2 separate regions of the Homo sapiens genome follow, and region 1 is linked to region 2. The links are chromatin loops, found by intact Hi-C in ENCODE. Cell type or tissue: PC-9. All regions are shown on one strand. Each heading gives the region's core, and the rest is flanking DNA. Links, peaks and the distances in the headings are about the cores only.

What was found. Peaks named below come from ENCODE experiments on the same cell type or tissue, not always from the same donor. Only the 100,000 strongest peaks of a DNase experiment are listed, where the experiment ranks them.
Region 1: it touches region 2 in a loop (7-fold over the local background); 1 of 110 quality-filtered maps calls a loop at or near these places.

What each region holds. Positions count from the first base shown.
Region 1 is chr18:12,331,946-12,341,710 of GRCh38, forward strand. It overlaps AFG3L2 (AFG3 like matrix AAA peptidase subunit 2), which reads right to left. Exons shown (of 17, transcript NM_006796.3): 15 at 8,256-8,456; 16 at 5,396-5,590. LOC107985154 (a long non-coding RNA gene) reads left to right here and starts at 1,667. Exons shown (of 2, transcript XR_002958227.2): 1 at 1,667-4,957. RefSeq lists enhancers at 2,251-3,106, 3,965-4,820. In PC-9, for the core only: no CTCF peak of the experiment used is centred there; DNase peaks (open chromatin) are centred at 4,566 and 5,116; H3K27ac peaks cover 697 bases.
Region 2 is chr18:12,088,230-12,097,994 of GRCh38, forward strand. It overlaps ANKRD62 (ankyrin repeat domain 62), which reads left to right and starts at 5,614. Exons shown (of 14, transcript NM_001277333.2): 1 at 5,614-6,006; 2 at 6,942-7,056; 3 at 7,208-7,381; 4 at 7,967-8,073; 5 at 9,411-9,548. The coding sequence starts at 5,789. It also overlaps the pseudogene LOC100533852. RefSeq lists an enhancer at 819-1,319. In PC-9, for the core only: CTCF peaks have their summits at 4,700 (motif pointing right) and 4,900; no DNase peak of the experiment used is centred there.

The DNA of each region.
Region 1 (9,765 bases), core at 2,656-6,655, 240 kb after region 2:
GGACCATAAATTTGACATTACACGTTTTAACAGCCTACAGAAAAAGGGACCCCTACCGGAGTACACACATGGAAGTGTGACGGTATCATGAGAAGAGGGAACAGTGTTTATGTTAGATCATATACCTAGTGTAAAGAAAATTAAGCAGTTTAAATTATAAGTTGATCTCATAAAATGATTTTTTTTTTTTTTTTTTGAGACAGAGTCTTGTTCTGTCACCCAGGCTGGAGTACAATGGCGCGATGTTGGCTCACTGCAACCTCCGCCTCCCAGGTTCAAGTGATTCTCCTGCCTCAGCCTCCCCAGTAGTTGGGATTACAGGCGTCCACCACCACGCCCAGCTAACTTTTTGTATTTTAAGTAGAGATGGGGTTTCACCATGTTGGCCAGGCTAGTCTCAAACTCAGCCCCTCAAAGTACTGGGATTACAGGGATAAGCCACTGCACCTGGCCAGACTTATTTCTTGAGATAACTCCTTACTCTGAAATTTAATCTATTTGTAGTTTGCAATAAATGTTATGTTTTTAAAGATATAAAATTATGAAAGTTTTGTCTTTTCAGTTTTTAAAAATTTTATTATAAAATGCTTCAAATAGGTACAAAAGTGGAAAGAATGGATAATCCCCATGTAACCACTATCAACAGTGATCAATTTAGAAACATTCTTGTTTCAGCTCTCTAGATTATTTTTAAGAAAATCCCAGATGTCATATCATTTTATCCATATATATATATATATTTTTTGTCTATATCTCTAAAAGATTAGGATTGTTTAGAAAACCAGAATACTATAATGCTCTGATTTTAAAAATATATTGTCTGCATATACGTAAGGGAAAAAAGCTTTAGGATTCATTCTTAGGCCATTTTTAATTCTCAATTTGCTTATACACACACACACACACACACCATAGTTGTGGGTGATCACTTACATTTCAATAATTTAATCCAATATATAAAAAATATATATTATATATAACATATACTATATAACATATAATATATTATATACTATAATATATTATATATTATATAAATATATTATATAAATTATATATAATATAAAATATATTAATAATATATAAAAATATATAATCTATTATATAATAGATTATAATCTATTATATAACTATTATATAATAGATTATAATCTATTATATAACTATTATATAATAGATTATATATATAATATATATAATATATAATAATCTAATATATATAATAATAGATAATATAATAAATAATATATATAATAATCTAATATATAATCTATTATATAAATATATGATATATAATTATATAAATATATAGATTATATATTATAAATATAGATTATATATAATATATAAATATATATTATATATTATAAATATATAATATATAAAATTATATATATAATATATAATTATATATATATATTTTTTCCCCCTGAAACAGGGTCTCACTTGTCACCCAGGCTGGAATGCAGTGACGTGATCACAGCTCACTGTAGCCTCTAGCCTCAACTTCCTGGGCTCAGGTGATCCTCCCATCTCAGCCTCCAAGTAGCTGGGACTACAGATGCACACCACCATGCCGGGCTAATTTTTTATATTTTTAGTACAAACAGGGTTTCACCATGTTGCCCAGGCTAGTCTCGAATTCCTGGGCTCAAGTGATCCACCCACCTCAGCCTCCCAAAGTGCTGGGATTATAGACATGTGCCACAGTTCTTGGCCAAAATATTATTTCAACATGTGACGACACAAAACATGATTGAGGTTTTTTTACATTCCTTTCTTCATGCTGAATCTTCAGTAACCAGCATGCACTTGACATTTAACAGTTCTCGATTCACAGCGGCCACCAAGTGCTCGGCAGCCCTCCGCAGCTGCCTTACAGGGCCACACAGGCTCAGGGAGAGGGGAACGACCAGGGCTCTGCAGGCAGGACACCTGGGTCAGACCCTGGCTGTGCTGCTTACCCACTGTATGACCCTAAGCAAAGCTACCTGACCTCTCTCTGTTAACAGCTTCTTCACCTGAAACTGATGTAAGAGGTCACTAATGTTAGCCACCTCATGAGGTCACAGGGTTTTCAGAAAGGAACCCTCAGGCAGTGCCTGGTACACAGGTGTTGGGTGAATGCTGGCAAGCCCTCAGGTACACACTCCCTGCCCTCGCAGAGTCTGGAAGGCAATGGTTTCAGGAGCACAGGCCCTAGCCCCTCTCTTCTCCATAGCCTCCCTACCTCCTGGCTGGCTCTGCAGTATTCTGCACGTGGCTCATTCTCTCTGATGGACCAGAAAGTACTTCAAAACTGTCCAGTGTTTCAAGAGCCTCACCATGCTAACCCAATTCTCCTTTCAATAAACAGACCTTAGTTGTGCAGCGTGAGTCGTGTGAGTACAGACACTGAGACTGTGGATGGGTGGGAGAACTGGGGAGATTCTCACATCACTGCAGACCTCCTCAGTGCCTCACAGAGGGCTCATCTGGACTGGGCTCTTCTGCATTCCTGTCTTTCACAGCTCAACACCTGGCTATCTGGCAGCCCTGACCTCTGTTCATATTCTGATTGCAAATGCGCCTTGCTCAAATCCTCTTGGGTGTTGAGACCAAACCGTTTATCACTCCCTTTCCTCCCCCTGCCCAGGGATGCCTTGGAGTCATTCTTGGGCTTTCTTCTCTTTTGTTCTCTATGAAGTCTTGGTTTTACAGCTCTGCCTTTGCCTTTTTATTTTCATGGCCACCCCTGCAGGCACCACCTGAGGAGTGCTGAGATGCCCCCACTGCTTCCAAGCTGGTCTGGTCTGTGTTCCTGTTCCAATCCAGCTGGCATGCTGCCACCACACTCTCCTGAAATGATCTTTTCATCATTTCTGCTCAAGATTCTTTAAGGACTCCTTTAAGAACTACTACAAAATAAGGAGGCTGGGTTAGATCATTTTTAAGATCACTTCTACTTCTAAAGCTGTGTGCCTCAACTTTCTACCTAGCTCTGGAGGGCCTGGGACTTATGAAAGGAAAATAAAATCTCGGGACCCTAAACGCATTATGCCAAGGGGAAAAGTTAAGCTTGGAAACTGAGTTGCACAAGAGCTGCCTTCCTATTGTTCCTAAAGAGATGGCTGCAAAGACAGAAACCATTTATCTCCCCAGGTGGCCTCCCTCACTCATTGCTCACAAGGAGATTCCTTGTGGGCCCTAAAACCTTTACCCTGAAACAAAGTTCTGCTGGATCTCACCCTGACAATGTAAGTTAACAGCTTATCTCACAGGAATGGACAAAGACCAGACCAGAAATCATCCCTCTGCCAACCTGAGACAAATGTGTATTTGACTCTTTCTTCTACTCTATGTTTACTTTATTGCATGTAAAATGAGGATTTACTGAACAAGAGATGCATGCGTAACTGACATCCCTCTACTCCTCCTTTCACATGTCACATGTGGATTCAATGGGCAAAAATCAAGAATGCGACCACTCACCTTCACCACCTACCCTCCCCTTTTCTCCCTTCCTCCTTCCCTTCCTGCCACTCTTTCCCCTTTAAATATTCAAGCCCTCGAAGCTCTCTCTGGAAAAAGCAGGGACCACAGATCCCCTGTAACTGGTGTTTCTTTTTCCCTGGGTACATCCTCAACCTTGACGAAACAAACCTCTAAGCTGACAGAGATCTGTCTCAGCCACTCTTGGGTCTACAGGGTCCACCACCTGCAAGTGCAGCAGGCTCAGGGCTGCCCCCGGGCTCCACGCCGCACACTCTTCCTTCCCCTTCCTTCAGCTCTATGACCTGCTCATCCTTCTGGGTACCTCGGCCCTATCTCCTGCAGAGCCGTCCTGGACCACTCTGCCCATGCTGGCCTTTTCTTCCTCAGAGCCCTGCTGCATGCTTTCCAGTGTTTTGGGGATGCTGGTGCTCACTCATTTCACTGCACACTTTTGTGCACCGACAGCATGGATTCTTCTGAAGTCTAACATAGGGGTTATAGTCGGCTTCTTGAAGACTTGCTGATTGAACAGCATAATCTTAGTGAAGCTGCCTTTGCAAAATTATAACAGCAAGAGAAATTTGGCATGGCTGACTCCATCTTGCTTCTAGCCTCACACACTGTCCTCACTTGTTCCCGGGTGTGGGCCAAGCTAGCTTCGGGAGGAATTTATAGTTTAAATGATAATAGCACTTCCCCAAAACTAAACTACCCTTGTAAAACTAATGAAAGGCCACCAAATTAGGAGGATAAGAGGAGACTGCATTCTACTAAGATGTAGGCATGGTTAAATAATTACCAGCCATTATTATGGAGGTCAGATTTGCAACTTCCCCAATTACTCCTACAGATAACATCTACTGTAAAACTTAGGCTTGGCCTTTTGCGATAGCTTTTCAGCTTTTTGCATTTCTGACAACCAATGGCTCCACCTGGACTTACCAACTGGTCCTGTGGCCCCACTCAGAAACTGACTCAGCACAGGAGGATAGCTTCCATGCCCTATGATTTCACCTCTGCCCCAACCAACCAGCCAGCATTCCTCACTCCCTGGCCCTTACCTGCCAAACTATCCTTGAAAAACCCTGGTCTCCAAGGAGACCGATTTGAGTAATAATAAAACTCCAGGCTGCCATTCAGCCAGCTCTGCATGAATTAAGCTCTTTCTCTACTGCAATTCCCCTGTCTTGAGAAACTGGCTGTACCTGGGCAGCAGGCAAAATAAATCTATTAGGCAGTTGTGTCAATCCCTTATAAAAGGCTTTTACATTTGTGTTTTTCTCATTACAGTATAGAATATTCAAAGTTTTTTTTAATTCTAATTTTTTTCACATGGACTCTGGAAAATTAAGAAGTTACCAAATGCAAGAAATCCACTGAGTTCAGAAAGGGTCCCTTCCTTTTGTAGGTGCTATCAAATGAGGTACAACAACGACAAACACAATGCTTTCTTGTGGAAGTTCATGAGCAAGCCACAAGCAAGGTAACTTTCACGTACCAATTTCCTACTTAGCAGTTTGGCTGCTTCTTTTACTTGCCCTTTCATCTTTCACTACCTATTTATTTTAGAGGTGAAACACAATGGTAAACCAGGCAATCATGCTTCTCATTAGGAGTACTGTGAACTATCTGGTGAGGGAGAGTCCTGATTTGTTTACTTTGTGGTTACTGACAGACTTCATTAATCATTCAGTCACATTCCTAAGAGCCACAGGAGCCGGGACAGTGTCAACTTCTGCTCACCACATTGCAACCCCCGCTTGAAGACAGAGCAGACAACGAAACATCAGAACGAACGGACCCATGGGTGAGCCAGAGAGAGGGAATTCTGCAGTCTACACACCAACCAAAACAGTCTATCTATCACTTCAATCTTTTTTTTGCAAAACTGTAAAGAATTATTCCCACAACTGGCACCTACCTTCTCCACGTCAGCTTTCTTTTCTGTGAGAAGAGCTACTGTTCTTTTATAAGCATCATTAATAAGTATTCGTACTTCATCATCTATCAATCTTGCAGTGGCTTCACTGTAAGGTTTCTCCAATACCATGTCCCCCTGACGTGGGAGGTCAAAGGAGATTTGCCCAACCTTTTCATTCATGCCAAACTGAACAATCTGAAAAATACATAATTAGTGGTGATTACATATGATTGTTCTTTAACCAGACAAAATCTACACAGCAGCCTGGAGCCGGCTAAAGTGCACAAAGGTGCTCTGTGTAGCCAGCAGCAGCAGCAGCAGCAGCACAGTGCTTTAAACTCATGACTAGAAACACAGAGCCAGAAGCCCAGGCATAACACCTACAACAAAGTTAGGACGCAAATCCCAACTGTATGATATTATTACCTGATTTCTCTCTTTTTTTTTTAGACAGAGTCTTGGTCTGTTGCCCAGGCTATAGTGCAGTGGCACCATCTTGGCTCACTGCAACCTCCACATCCCGAGTTCAAGCGATTCTCGAGCCTCAGCCTCCCAAGCAGCTGGGATTATAGGCACCTGCCACCACTCCCGGCTAATTTTTGTATTTTTAATAGAGACGGGTTTTTGTCATGTTGGCCAGGCTGGTCTTGAACTCCTGACCTCAGGTGATCTGCCCGCTTCGGCCTCCCAAAGTGCTGGGATTACGGGCATGAGCCCAGCCACTACCTGGTTTCTTTTTGTTTTTGTTTTGAGACAGGGTCTTGTTCTGTCGCCCAGGCTGGAATGCAGTGCATGATCATAGCTCACTGCAGCTTTGACCTTCTGGGCTCAAATTATCCTCCCACTTCAGCTTCCCAAAGTGCTGGGATTACAGGTATGAGCCACCGTGCCCAGCCTGATATTACTATCTGCACAAGAGAAAGTAGAGAAGCAGCAAGAAGCATCTGATAGACCTGAAGAAACAAGAACCCCCAGCTGCCAACAGGTTCTTCCCAGAAGGATGGCATGCCACTCACGCTGAGAACATGTGAGACCAGAAGGGCAACTGCATTTCCCCGTTCACTGAGTCCATGGGGCCCAGGGAACAGTCTGAAGAAGCTGATCCAGTCTGGACCCATGAGCCCCCAAAACTAACCAGCACCACAAAGGAGGAGGCTTCTGCAAGTAAGACCCAAACTCACTGGAAAAAAGAGAAGGCCCAGATAAGAGTGGGGATCAAACAGCCAGGGATGCTTGGAAGGTAGGAAACCACATTCCTAACATTTCATGAATACAGTCAGAAAAGCTCCTAGACCTCCTCCCACCTAAGAGAGCAGCAGAACAAATTTCATGTAAAAATAGGCAATAGAAAAATCCCTTATAAAGTTATTATAAGAAAAAAATAAGCTGAATAGTTTCTCCAGAGATAAGAAAAGTGGGATGAAAAGACGTGTCAATATTAAGAGGAAATCCGTATCTTCTTATTTCAAAACAGGCTAAAAGAAATCAGGGAAATGACATATGATATGAAAGATCTACTTAAATCAGAACTAGAAAAGCTTCAATGAGGTGCTAGAGAAAAAATACATATCAAAGCCACCACGCCCAGCCTGAAATAAACTTTAAATACTGTACTAAAAAAAGGTTTCTCGGGGCCGGGCACGGTGGCTCACGCCTGTAATCCCAGCACTTTGGCAGGCCAAGGCGGGCGGATCACCAGGTCAGGAGACAAGACCATCCTGGCTAACACAGTGAAATGCCTGCCTCTACTAAAGATACAAAAAATTAGCCAGGAGTGGTGGCGGGCACTACTTGGGAGGCTGAGGCAGGAGAATGGCGTGAACCTGGCAGGCGGAGCTTGCAGTGTGCCCAGATGGCGCCACTGCACTCCAGCCTGGGCGACCGAGACTCTGTCTCAAAAAAAAAAAAAAAAAAAAAAAAAAGGTTTCTCAGCCAAGCACAGCGGCTCATGCCTGTAATCCCAGTGCTTTGAGAGGCCGAGGCGGGCGGATCACCTGAGGTCAGGAGTTCAAGACCAGCCTGACCAACATGGAGAAACCCCGTCTCTACTAAAAATACAAAACTAGCCAGGCGTGGTGGCACATGAATGTAATCCCAGCTACTCAAGAGGCTGAGGCAGGAGAATTGCTTGAACCCAGGAGGCAGAGGTTGTGGTGAGCCGAGATCGCACCATTGCACTCCAGCCTGGGCAACAAGAGCAAAACTCCAGATCAAAAAAAAAAAAAAACAAAAAAGCTGGGCGCAGTGGCTCACGCCTGTAATCCCAGCACTTTGGGAGGCTGGAGGATCACAAGGTCAGGAGATAAGACCATCCTGGCTAACACGGTGAAACCCTGTCTCTACTAAAAATACAAAAAAATCAGCCAGGCGTGGTGGTGGGCGCCTGTAACCCCAGCTCCTCAGGAGACTGAGGCAGAAGAATGGTGTGAACCTGGGAGGCAGAGCTTGCAGTGAGCCGAGATTGCACCACTGCACTCCAGCCTGGGCAAGAGTGCGAGGCTCAGTCTCAAAAAAAAAAAAAAAAAAAAAATTAGCCACATGTGGTGGCGCATGCCTGTAATCCCAGCTACTCAGGAGGCTGAGGCAGGACAATCACTTGAACCCAGGAGGCAGAGGTTGCAGTGAGCCAAGATAGAGCCACTGCACTCCAGCCTGGGCAACAGAGGGAGACTGTGTCTCAAAAAAATAAAGTTTCTCTTCATAAGTTTTAATTGCTTTACTTCTTTTAAGAGATAATCCTTGCCTAAAAAGCCTAAAACAGTGAAGCACAACTATATTGTTTCAGAGCCATTCATAGAATGTCAATTTCTCGTGCAAATATGAATACATGAGGAGGAAATGCACTCTTTCATATACTCACTTGGGCATATGCACTCTGAGTTACTTTTCTCAAGTCATCTTGAGCACCAGTTGTAATTCTTCCAAAGAAGATTTCTTCAGAGACTCGACCACCTAAAGTCATACACATCCTATCCAAGAGCTGCTCTTTGGTATAGAGGTATTGTTCTTTTGGTAAATACTGAGCATAACCTAGTCCTTTGCCACGTGGGATGATGGATACCTGGTAAGTAGAAAACAGTGTTGAAGATCCTACTACAGATGAAGACTTGATCAAAACATCTGTGTATAAACAGATAAACTCATTGACTAAAAATAAGCACAACAGCCGCACAGTTCATCAGCCTTAGTGGGATGTGATCTAGCAGTGACTGCTCAGGAGGAGTATTTTCTCTCAGGATAAGTTCACCTTAGAGTGTTTTTTTTCTTGAGATTGAGATTGAGTCCTGCTCTGTCACCCAGGCTGGAGTGCAGTGGCACGATCTCAACTCACTGCAACCTCCACCTCCCGGGTTCAAGTGATTCTCCTGCCTCAGCCTCCTGAGTAGCTCGGATTATAAGCGCCCACCACCAGGCCTGGCTAATTTTTTATTTTTAGTAAAGAAGGGGTTTCACCATGTTGGTCAGGCTGGTCTCGAACGCCTGAGCTCGTGATCCTCCTGCCTCAGCCTCCCAAACTGCTGGGATTACAGGCGTGAGCTACCACGTCCAGCTTCACCTTAGAATTCTAAATGGCTTTTCTTTTTTTTTTTTTTTTTAAGTAAAAACAGGGTCTCACTTTGCTGCTCGGGATGGTCTTAAACTCCTGACTACAAGCAATTCCCCCACCTTGGCCTCCCAAAGTGCTAGGATTACAGGCATGCGCCACCACACCCAGCAAATTTCTTGTCTTTTTGTAAAACTCAATTGAAAGTATTCCATCTTGACATTCTGACAGTTCTGATGTTGTGCAAGCATGCAGGCTTCATTCAACTCTGCTGTCGGACGTGGCCACACCCTCCTTTGAAGGAAGAGGGGTACAGCAGGCCAAGATGCTCGGCAGCCTTTCCTTTCCAGTCCTCTTTTGCAATTAAGTAAATTCCTTTAATTTTTAAAAAATTCAGTTTATTGAGAGATGACATATATGGTAAAATGCACCCATCTGAAGTGTAGAGTTCAATGAGTTTTGACAAACATAACATCAAGCCACAATGAAGATACAGAATATTCTCATCATGCCCAGAAAGTTCCCTTGTACCCACTGGTAGGGAGTCTTTCCCTCCACACCCAACCCCAGGCAACCACAGACATGCCTTCTGTCCCTATGGATTAGTTTAGCTTCTAGAATTGCAAATAAATGAAATTGTATGGCACATACTTCATTGTTTGGCCTCTTTCCCTGTTTTTGAGATCCATAGATACTGCTGTATGTATTAATAATCATTCATTTTTACTGCTGTGTGGCACTCCACTGCTACAAACATACCAAATATCCATTTCATTCTTGATGGAAGTCAGGGTTATTTTCAGTTTATTGATATTATACATAAAGT
Region 2 (9,765 bases), core at 2,627-6,626:
TGCCATGGTGATGGTCCTGGCTCTGCCCTGGCCATTCCCTGGCCCTGCCCTGGTATTGGCAATGTCCTGGCCCTGCCCTGGCTCCTAACTGCCCTGGCTTTTTCTTGGCCCTGTGCTACCTTGGCTCTGCCATGCCGTGGCCCTGCCTCTGCCTTGGCTCTGCTCTGGGCAAGGCCTTGGCCTTCAGCCTGGCCCTGCCCTGGACCTGCCCTACCATTACCTGGCCTGTCCCGGTCCTGCCCTGCCCTGGCCAGGACCTTCCCTGAACCTGCACTGGCCCTGCCTTGGCTCTGGCCCTGTCTCTTGTCGTGACCCTGGTCCTGCCAATGGTCACGGTCCTGGTCCTGTTCTGGCCCTGAGCTGGCCTTGGACATGTCCTCGCCCTGATTTGTCCTGGCCCTGCTTTGGCTCTTTCCTGCCCTGGCCACACCATGGCCCTGCCTGTTCTGTCCTCTCCTGGCGCTGACCTCACCCTGCCATGGCCCATTGGTACTGTTGCCCTGCCTTACCCTGCCCTGGTTGTGCCCTGGCCCTGCCTGGCGCTGGCCCCTCCCTGGACCTGCCCTGACCCTGCCTTGGCTTTTGCCCTGCCCTCACTATGGCCTGGTTCTGGCCCTGTCAAGTACCTGCCCTGACTCTGCCATGGCCCTGGCCCTGGCCCTGCTCTGCTGTGGTTCTGGCCCTGACCCAGACCCTTTCTTGGCTCTGTCCTGGCCCTGGCCTTTTCCTGGCCCTGAGCTGGCACTGGTCGGCCCCTGGTTTTGGCACCACATGCCCTGCCGTGCTCTGGCTGTGTCATCACCCTGCCCTGGCCCTGTCCTTGCCCTACTCTGGCTTTGACCCTGCCCTGGCCCTACCTTAGCCCTCACCCTAGTCTTGTCTTGGGCCTGGACATAGCACAGACCTGGCTGTGGCCCTGGCCCTACCATGGCCCTGTCCCAGACCCTGGCCCTGCCAGGTACCTGTCCTGGCCCCGCCCTTGCCCTTCCCCTTTTCCTGGCACTGGCCTTGGACATGACCGTGGTCCTAACCCTGGCCCTGCCCTGGAGCTGCCACTGTCTTGGCCCTGCCCTGGCCCTACATCTACCCTGCTTCTGGCCCTGGCCCTGCCCCAGCCATAGACCTGCCCTGGTTGGCCCTGCCCTGCCTTCGCCCTGTGCTACTCTAGGCCTGCTGTACCCTCCTCTGCCCTGAGTTTGGCCCTGCCCTGACCTTGCCTTGGCCCTCACACTGGCCCTAGCACAGACCTGGCCCTAGCCCTGGCCTTGGCCTGGCATTGACCCCTGTTCCTGACCTTGGTCCTGCCATGGCCCTGGCCCTGGCCCTGAACTGGTTCTACCCTAACCCTGACAGATTACATTAGAATATTATTTAAAATTTTTATTTTAGATTTTTAAGATAACTATAGTAGTAATAATACATCATATGCTATTTATAATAGTAATAGTATTTGTAGTAGTTAATAATCGCTAAAATTTTAACCAGTACTTTCTTTGCTCCTGGTACTGTTCTAAGAGTATAGCTGTATAAATTTGTATATATGTGAGGCATTAATTCTCACAATAACTCTATAGGCTGGGTACTTACAGCATCCCCACTTCCAAATGTAAGAAACAGTCATAAAGAGGTTAAATACTTGGCCTGGCGCAGTGGCTCACACCTGTAATCCCAGCACTTTGGGAGGCCAAGGCTGTCGCATCTCTTGAGCTCAGGAGTTCGGGACCAGCCTGGGCAACATTGTGAAACCCTGTCTCTACTAAAAATGCACAAAAATAGGTGATTGATTTGTTTACGTTCCTTATAGGATTCTGGTTATAAAACATTGGTCAGATACACAGTTTGCACACACTTTCTTCCATTCTGTAGCTTGTCTGTTCAGTTGTTTGGTGATGGCTTTTGCTCTGAGTCAGCTCTTCCAGAAGTTTATTAGATTCCACTTGTTAAGCCCTGTTGTTTTGGCGTTGCTGTTGGGAAACTCAGCCGTATCAATTCTTTGCCCAAGCCCATGTCAAGAAGGGTATTTCTCAGGTTTTCTTGTAGGATTTTTATAGCTCAAGGCCTTCCATTGGCATCCTTCATTTGCCTTGAGTTGATTTTTGTATAGGGTGAAGGTAAGGGCCCAGGGATATTCCTTTGCACGTGGCTGTGCACTTTCCCAGCACCATTGATTCGATAGAGAGTCCTTTCTGCATGGCTTATCTTCCTGGATGTTATCAAAGATCAGGTGGTTTTTGGTGTGTGGGTGTACTTGTGAGTCCTCCTTTCTGTTCCACTGGTCTGTGTGGTGGAAACGGGTCCCTAGCTTTTCCCTGACACTGGAAATCGGGGAGTGTGATGCATGCGATGGAGTCTGGACGTCTTAGGATTGCTTTGGAAATTTAGGAAATTTCATGGTCTCACGTGAGTTTTACCATTGCTTATTCATATTTCTTGAATCGCATTTGCCAAATAGTAAATGATTACACTGTGAGGATAGATTGGGACATGTTGGTCCACGCGTACACTGTGGAATGATGACATCATGCTATTGAGTGTCTCCATGACCTCATACCGCTGTGAAAATCTCTTTGTGGAGGCCGGGCACAGTGGCTCATGCCTGTAATCCCAGCACTTTGGGAGGCCGAGGCAGGCAGATCATGAGGTCAGGAGTTTGAGACCAGCCTGACCAACATGGTGAAACCCCATCTCTACTAAAAATACAAAAATTAGCCAGGTGTGGTGGTGCGTGCCTGTAATCCCAGCTACTCAGGAGGCTGAGGCAGCAGAATTACTTGAACCTGGGAGGCGAAGGTTGTAGTGAGCCAAGATTGGCCACTGCACTCCAGCCTGGGTGACTGAGCAAGACTCCGTCTCAAGAAAAAAAAAGAAAAAGAAAAAGAAAATTTCTTTCTGATGAGAACATTCTGAATCCTCCTTTTCAAGCTTTTTGGAAAGAGGTGCAATGATGCCATGAACTGTCATCACTCTGCTGTGGAACAGAAGAGCGGAATTCCTCCCTGTCATCTGAGTGTTACTTTGTACCTGTTTCTGGTCCCTGTTCAAGTCTTCTCTTCCACCTCCCATCTCTGGTAACCAGAGCTGGGGCTCTGCTCTCCTGCCCGGTGGAGCTTTGACTGATGGAAAGTCTGTCTAGGGACAGGGAGTGGGGTAGAGAAGGAGGCTCCAGGAGGCCCCTGCCCCTGCGCGCAGGCAGAGCAGGCTGTGTTCCAGGAGCCCGGGCTGATTGAGGAACACAGGTGGATTGGCCAGAGCATGAGGGGTTGGGGAAACGCCTGGCTTTTTTTTCCAAAGTTGGGAAGGAGGGGTCCTTCCCTTCCCATTAGAAACCTTTATTTGTCCCAACTGAGGGGTGGGTGTGGGGTGTTAAATTTAAGATTTGAAATAGGTGGGGATGCTGTACAGGGGGGTCCGGGAAGGGGGCTGGGGCCAGGCAGCAGGTCAGTGCACCTGAAGCTGGGGGTGCCCATGGCAGAGGCCTCCTGGTGGCTCAGGGGGTGGGCCAGCTTCTCTGCCTCCTGCTCCACTGATTGGCTCCCGTACCCCCGTCTTCCTTCATCTCTGCTGTGCTGGGCAGCTTGTCTCAGGTCTCTGGACCCCTCAGCAGCCTCACTCCCTCCTCTAGGCCAATGCCAGACAGCGCCTCCAGCAGACCTGCCAAGTCCTCGCCAGCCAGCTCATAGCTGTGCAGGAGGCTGTCACTGGGCGAGGCCGTCTGTTGGTACATGTCCACCAGGCTGCGCAGCCCCAGCCGCTCTGCCAGCTCTGCCCAGCTGCCCTGGGCTTCTGGCCCATCTAGCAGCTGCTCCAGGTTCTGCAGGGCTGTGTCACCAAGTGACAGCCCTGGCCCTGCAGGGCTGGGTGGGGTCAGGGGCAGCTAGCTCCATGGTGTTCAGAGTGGCATTTAGCAGCAAGGTCTTCACCTTGGTGCTGTGGATAAGGTCGAGGCGTGTGGCCCTGGAAGCTGCTTTGGGTGTCCTTCTCAGGCCCCTCTGAGTCCCAGTCGTTATCAGAGGTAGGGGGTGAGGGCAGTGGGCACAGGGGCTCCTCATTCTCAGCATAGATGTCAGCACTAGCCTTCAGAAGGAGGGTGAGGGTTGGGGACTCCAGTCCAGCTGCCAGGTGCAGGGGTGTGTTTCCCACAAAGGTGTGAGCATTCCCATTGGCCCGAAGCTTGGTGACCAGATGGGTGACCAACCCCAGCTCCTCCATCTCTGTGGCTAGATGCAAGGCTGTTTGGCCCCCTGCTACTCTGTGGCCTCCACTTCAGCCCCACTGTCCACCAGCAGATCCAGGCACTTGGGGCTTTGGGCTTGGGCCGCCAGGTGTACTGCAAAGTCAGGCATGTGCAACAGCCGAGGCACAGCGGGAGCTCCACTCCAAAGCAGTGCATGCAGCAGCTCAGAGGCACCAGGGCCTGCCTGCAGTGCCAGGTGCATGGCTGAGTCTCCATGCCAATCAGCAGTGCTGGGTCTGCATCCACCTGAAGCAGAAAGCTCACCACCCTCATCTGCCTGGTGATCACTGCCAGGTGCAGGGGTGTCTGGTGCAGGTGGTTGGTGAGGTTGACGATGCCAAGGTGCTGGGTGTGGTAGATGACATGGGCTATGTGCTTGATGACCCTGGTCGGCCCATGGATGATGGACAGGTATAGTGGCGTGTCTCTGTTCTCGTCCTGCTCCAGCAGGTGGCATTGTCCCGCCAGCAGTGTGCTGGCGTCCGTGGTGACACCATAGTTGAGTAGGGCCTGGGCGCTGCGCTGTGCCGTGCCACACCAGGCTGAAGAGCGTTGTACTCTCGGGCTCACTGCAGCATCTCCAGGGCCTGCAGCTGGCACTGGGGAGGGGTCCTGGAGGGGGCTAGGGCTATGGCCGTGCGGGGCCAAGGCTAGGGCTAGGGCCAGGTCTGCACTAGGGCCAGTGTGAGGGCCAAAGCAGGATCAGGGCAGAGCCAAAGGCAGGGCAGGGCAGGGCAGGGTAGAACAGGCCCAGGGTAGCACAGGGCAAAGTTAGGGCAGAACCAACCAAGGCAGATCTATGGCTCTGCGGCTTCCTCCTGAGTCCCTGCCGGGCACTAAAAGCCTGGCTCTTTTTTTTTTTTTTTCCAGACGGAGTCTCGCTTTGTCACCCAGGCTGGAGTGCAGTGGCGTGATCTCGGTTCCCTGCAAGCTCCGCCTCCCAGGTTCACGCCATTCTCCTGCCTCAGCCTCCCAAGTAGCTGGGACTACAGGCGCCCGGCACCACGACCGGCTAATTTTTTGTATTTTTAGTAGAGACGGGGTTTCACCGTGTTAGCCAGGATGGTCTCGATCTTTTGACCTCGTGATCCGCCTGCCTCGGCCTCCCAAAGTGCTGGAATCACAGGCGTGAGCCAGCCAGCAGGCGGCGCTCGCGAGAGTGCGCAGCTCCCGCGAAGGGCCTCGCGGGCAGGCTGAGGTGCGCATGTGCCCTGGTGCCTAAGGGTTCTGGCCGGGGAGGCGGGGGGCGGTGGGAGGTGGGGGGAGGGCGGGTGCGCCACCACGTGGCGCCCGCGAATGGAGGGCGCGAGGCTCAGGGCTGTTTCTCCGCGGATGGCCTCGTGGGCCGGCTGAGGTGCACATGCGCGCTGGTGCCTAACGGCTCTGCTGGGCTAGGTGCTCCTCCGAGCAGCTGGAGACTGGAGTGTCCCTGACGGAGGTTGCGGCTGGACCTGGTTACGTGCTGGTGCTGCGCTCCAGAGAGGCAGAAAACGAGTGGGAGCTGAGGTGTCTTAAAGCCGTTCCTCAGCCTGGGAGAAGATCTCTGGCTTCAGGATGGAGGTCAGGGGGTCGTTCCTGGCGGCCTGCAGGAGACGCATGGCTACCTGGAGGAAGAATCGTGACAAGGATGGCTTCTCAAATCCCGGGTACCGAGTCCGGCAGAAGGATCTGGGCATGATCCACAAAGCTGCCATCGCAGGTGATGTGAACAAGGTGATGGAGAGCATCTTGCTCAGGCTGAATGACTTGAACGACAGGGACAAGAAGAACAGGTAAGGGGAACAGGAAGCCGGGAGGAGGCCTGGGGATATGGGAGAAGCCCCTGTTCCTGGTTTCGGGGTAGGGGAGATACGGTGTGGGGTGAAGGCGTGGGTGGGGTGGAAGTCAGGTGAGGGTGGGTGGGGTGGGGGACTGTGGTGGGGAGTGGCTGGGGGGCGTTGGATGTGATGGGGGACTGTGGTGGGGGTAGAGTTGGGTGGGGGACTGTGGTAGGAAGTGGAGTTGGGTGGGGGTTGGAAGGGGTGGAGGACTGTGGTGGGGGGTGGGATGGGTTGGGGGACTGGTGGGGAGTGGCTGGGGGGCGTTGGATGTGATGGGGGACTGTGGTGGGGGTAGAGTTGGGTGAGGGACTGTGGTGGGGAGTGGAGTGAGGGTGGGTTGGGGTGGAGGACTGGTGGGGGGTGGGATGGGGTGGGGGACTGTGGTGGGGAGTGGCTGGGGGCGTTGGATGTTGGGGGGACTGTGGTGGGGGTAGAGTTGGGTGGGAGACTGGTGGGAAGTGGAGTTGGGTGGGGGTTGGATGGAGTGCAGGACTGGTGTGGGGGTGGGTGGGGTTGGGGACTGTGGTGGGGGGTAGAGTTGGGTGAGGGACTGTGGTGGGGAGTCGAGTGGAGTGAGGGTTGGCTGGGGTGGGGGTTGGATGGAGTGAGGGGACTGGTTGGGGGTAGAGTTGGGTAGGATGTGGGTACGATGCAAGGGTGGGGGTGGGGGTGGGGTGAGTGTTGTCACCAAGGGCACTGGGCTTTCTACCCTGGCAGCCTCAGCAGCACCTGGGATGTGGAAACCTTGCCTTTCTTCACAAGAAAAGTAACTATTTGTTCTGAAGGCAGAGGGATAACATACTATTGGATGTTTACAATTGCATGCGTCGTTGTATGTTTTGGGACTGTGCACTACAATTGCCTAAAGCGACCTCTCATTCTCACAGGACTGCTCTACTTTTGGCGTGTGCCCATGGCCGTCCAGGAGTGGTAGCTGACCTGGTGGCCAGAAAATGCCAGCTTAACCTCACTGACAGTGAAAACAGGACAGCTCTGATCAAGGTATATGGTAGCCAACTCTTTCAGCATGGGATGGATTTAATTTAAATTCACAGAATAAAATTAATTCACCTCATTGAAATGTGACTAGTTGGTGAATCCTGTGGAAGATTTCCTAGAATTTACAGTCTATTTCTTGGTCTAATACTGACAGGCTGTACAATGTCAAGAAGAAGTTTGTGCATCCATCCTGCTGGAACATGGCGCCAACCCAAATGTTAGAGATATGTATGGCAACACTGCTCTGCACTATGCCATTGATAATGAGAATATATCAATGGCAAGAAAACTGCTTGCATATGGTGCAGATATTGAAGCAAGAAGCCAGGTATGATCAACCAATGTTCTTTTCAAAGTATTTCAAGTATATTTGTTTTACCATTGACATATGATTTTTTTTAGTAAAACATCTGAAACTAGAAGGAAATATATTACGTGCAAATATTTGCTTTACATACAACTATTTAAAAATACATTCATAACAAATATGAAAACACGAGGTCTGTAGTCTAAATGTGTCCCATAGATTTAGGTTAGTTTACCTCCATAAGCTGTGTCAACATGTAAAATTTAGGAAACTCATACACATGTCTAGATTTCAGGCTTCTCTTAAAGGATCACATCTGGATTCCCTTGAGCTCATATCACTGTTGAGTATGCTGTGCAGCGGTTATCCCTTTATGTGAGGCATATGTGCTCCAGTCTGCTACTGTGCCTTCCAGACACCCTAGGAGGGGTATCTGAAAGGGAAGGAGCAACATGTGGGCAAGCACAGTGGAGTGAGAAGGAAGGGATTGCTTTTTATTTACTTTCTGCTTCATGTTTAAGTTCATAGGATCTTAACATAAGGTTTTCAGTTCAGTTGGGAAGTATGTAATTTTGTGAATTATAAATTGTTTTTGCTGTTTTGCAGGATGGACATACATCACTTTTACTCGCTGTAAATAGGAAAAAAGAGCAAATGGTGGCATTTTTGTTGAAGAAAAAACCAGATTTAACTGCAATAGATAATTTTGGAAGGTACAGTAGTTCTTTTTTTGTTCATTTTTAAACCTGAGTGGTGTTCTAGAGTGGTAACAGTCACTTGTCAGAAATATTAAATTGATAAGATTAACTTATTATTATTGGGATAGAGAGAAATACCAGCAGAAGTCATCAGGTAGAAAAACAATTATTTGGACTGGGCAACATAAAAAATAGTGTATTGCAGGATTTGTCTTCTCTTATTATATTGACTGATGTTTGTTGATGGATGAGGTGATACTTTGAGTCATATGATCTTAACTAAAGGGATGTCATATTGGTTTTACTTGTTTTAAAAGTGTAGACTTCAACTTTTAGTTTACTTTGTGACTCAATATTGAAATTTCTTAACTCTTTTATAGTAGTTTCAACCTCTGCTTCTTACATGCTTTTCCTTTAAAAATACTTTGTTAAAGATAAATTAGAGTTGAAAATCATTTTGTGTTTTGGATGACTCTTTGCTTTAGCTTGCTTTCTCTCAAAAATATTAATGTTAGGTTATTCCTAAGTGACTATTAATTGCTATTGCCAGATACTGTGGGTTCATTGGGTTTTTTCTTCTTTTTACTTCTAGTGTATTTTGGTGTTATTTTTAATTAGTATGGGCAGAGGGAAAAAAGCTAGCTTCAACTGGGTGAACTTTTAATGACTACAAGCCATGGGTGACAATGAGAAAAAAGAGATCGGCTATAGATTCACACAAGACTGGGTTTAATTCTTAGCTTTTCTGCTTACTAGATGTGTGACCTTGGGAACATTACTTATCACCAAGTGTTTTCCTTTATGAAACAAGAGGATAATAATATATCCTTCCAGGGTGGTTGTGTATAAGTAATATATGTATATATGGCATTTAATCCAGTGCCTCGCATATGATTATCAGCATTCTTAACTGAAACTACTGTGGCTATTATTAGCATTATTATTATTGTTTTAAACCTGCAGATAGCTCTTATTGACCCCACGCTCATTTTGAATTACAATATATTATATCAGACTAGGGAAGAAATGGATAATTTTTCACTTAAATTTTTAGCTACTTTAGATAAGTGACCTGAGCATAGTATTCTGCCCATCAAAGGACTTTATTTTATCAACTTCTGCTATGTCATATCCCAGTGGGACAAGAGGCTTCCTTGTTGTTCCTTCTGTTTGGCTTTGGTGGCAATTTACAAAGATGAACCCTTGAGCACCCAAGATGTTTGTGTTTATTAGTACATGTAATTGGTTAATTCTACATGGACAGGCATATTAAATTGGTAAAGTTTATAAATTTAGCTTTTAACATAGCTTTGCTAAAGTTCCTAAGCATGAAATTATCTTTCTTATTTTAGAACAGCCCTGATACTTGCTGCTCGTAATGGATCAACAAGTGTAGTCTACCAGCTTCTTCAGCACAATATTGATGTCTTTTGCCAAGATATATCTGGATGGACTGCAGAAGACTACGCTGTTGCTTCTAAGTTTCAAGCGTAAGTGTTAAAAAGGCTAGTGAACACTAAATTGAGGTTTAAAGTCATTGTAACCATTGCATCTTATATATCAAGTGAGATTTCATAGTTTGGTTCAGGTAGTTTTGGAGTGGCAGTGAGTTAGTCCACTTCATCAGCCAGAAATCAAGCATAAGACTAGACAAGTTAGAAGTAGCAATGAGTGTAGGATTCTTTAACTCAAGTCTCTTAAGACTTC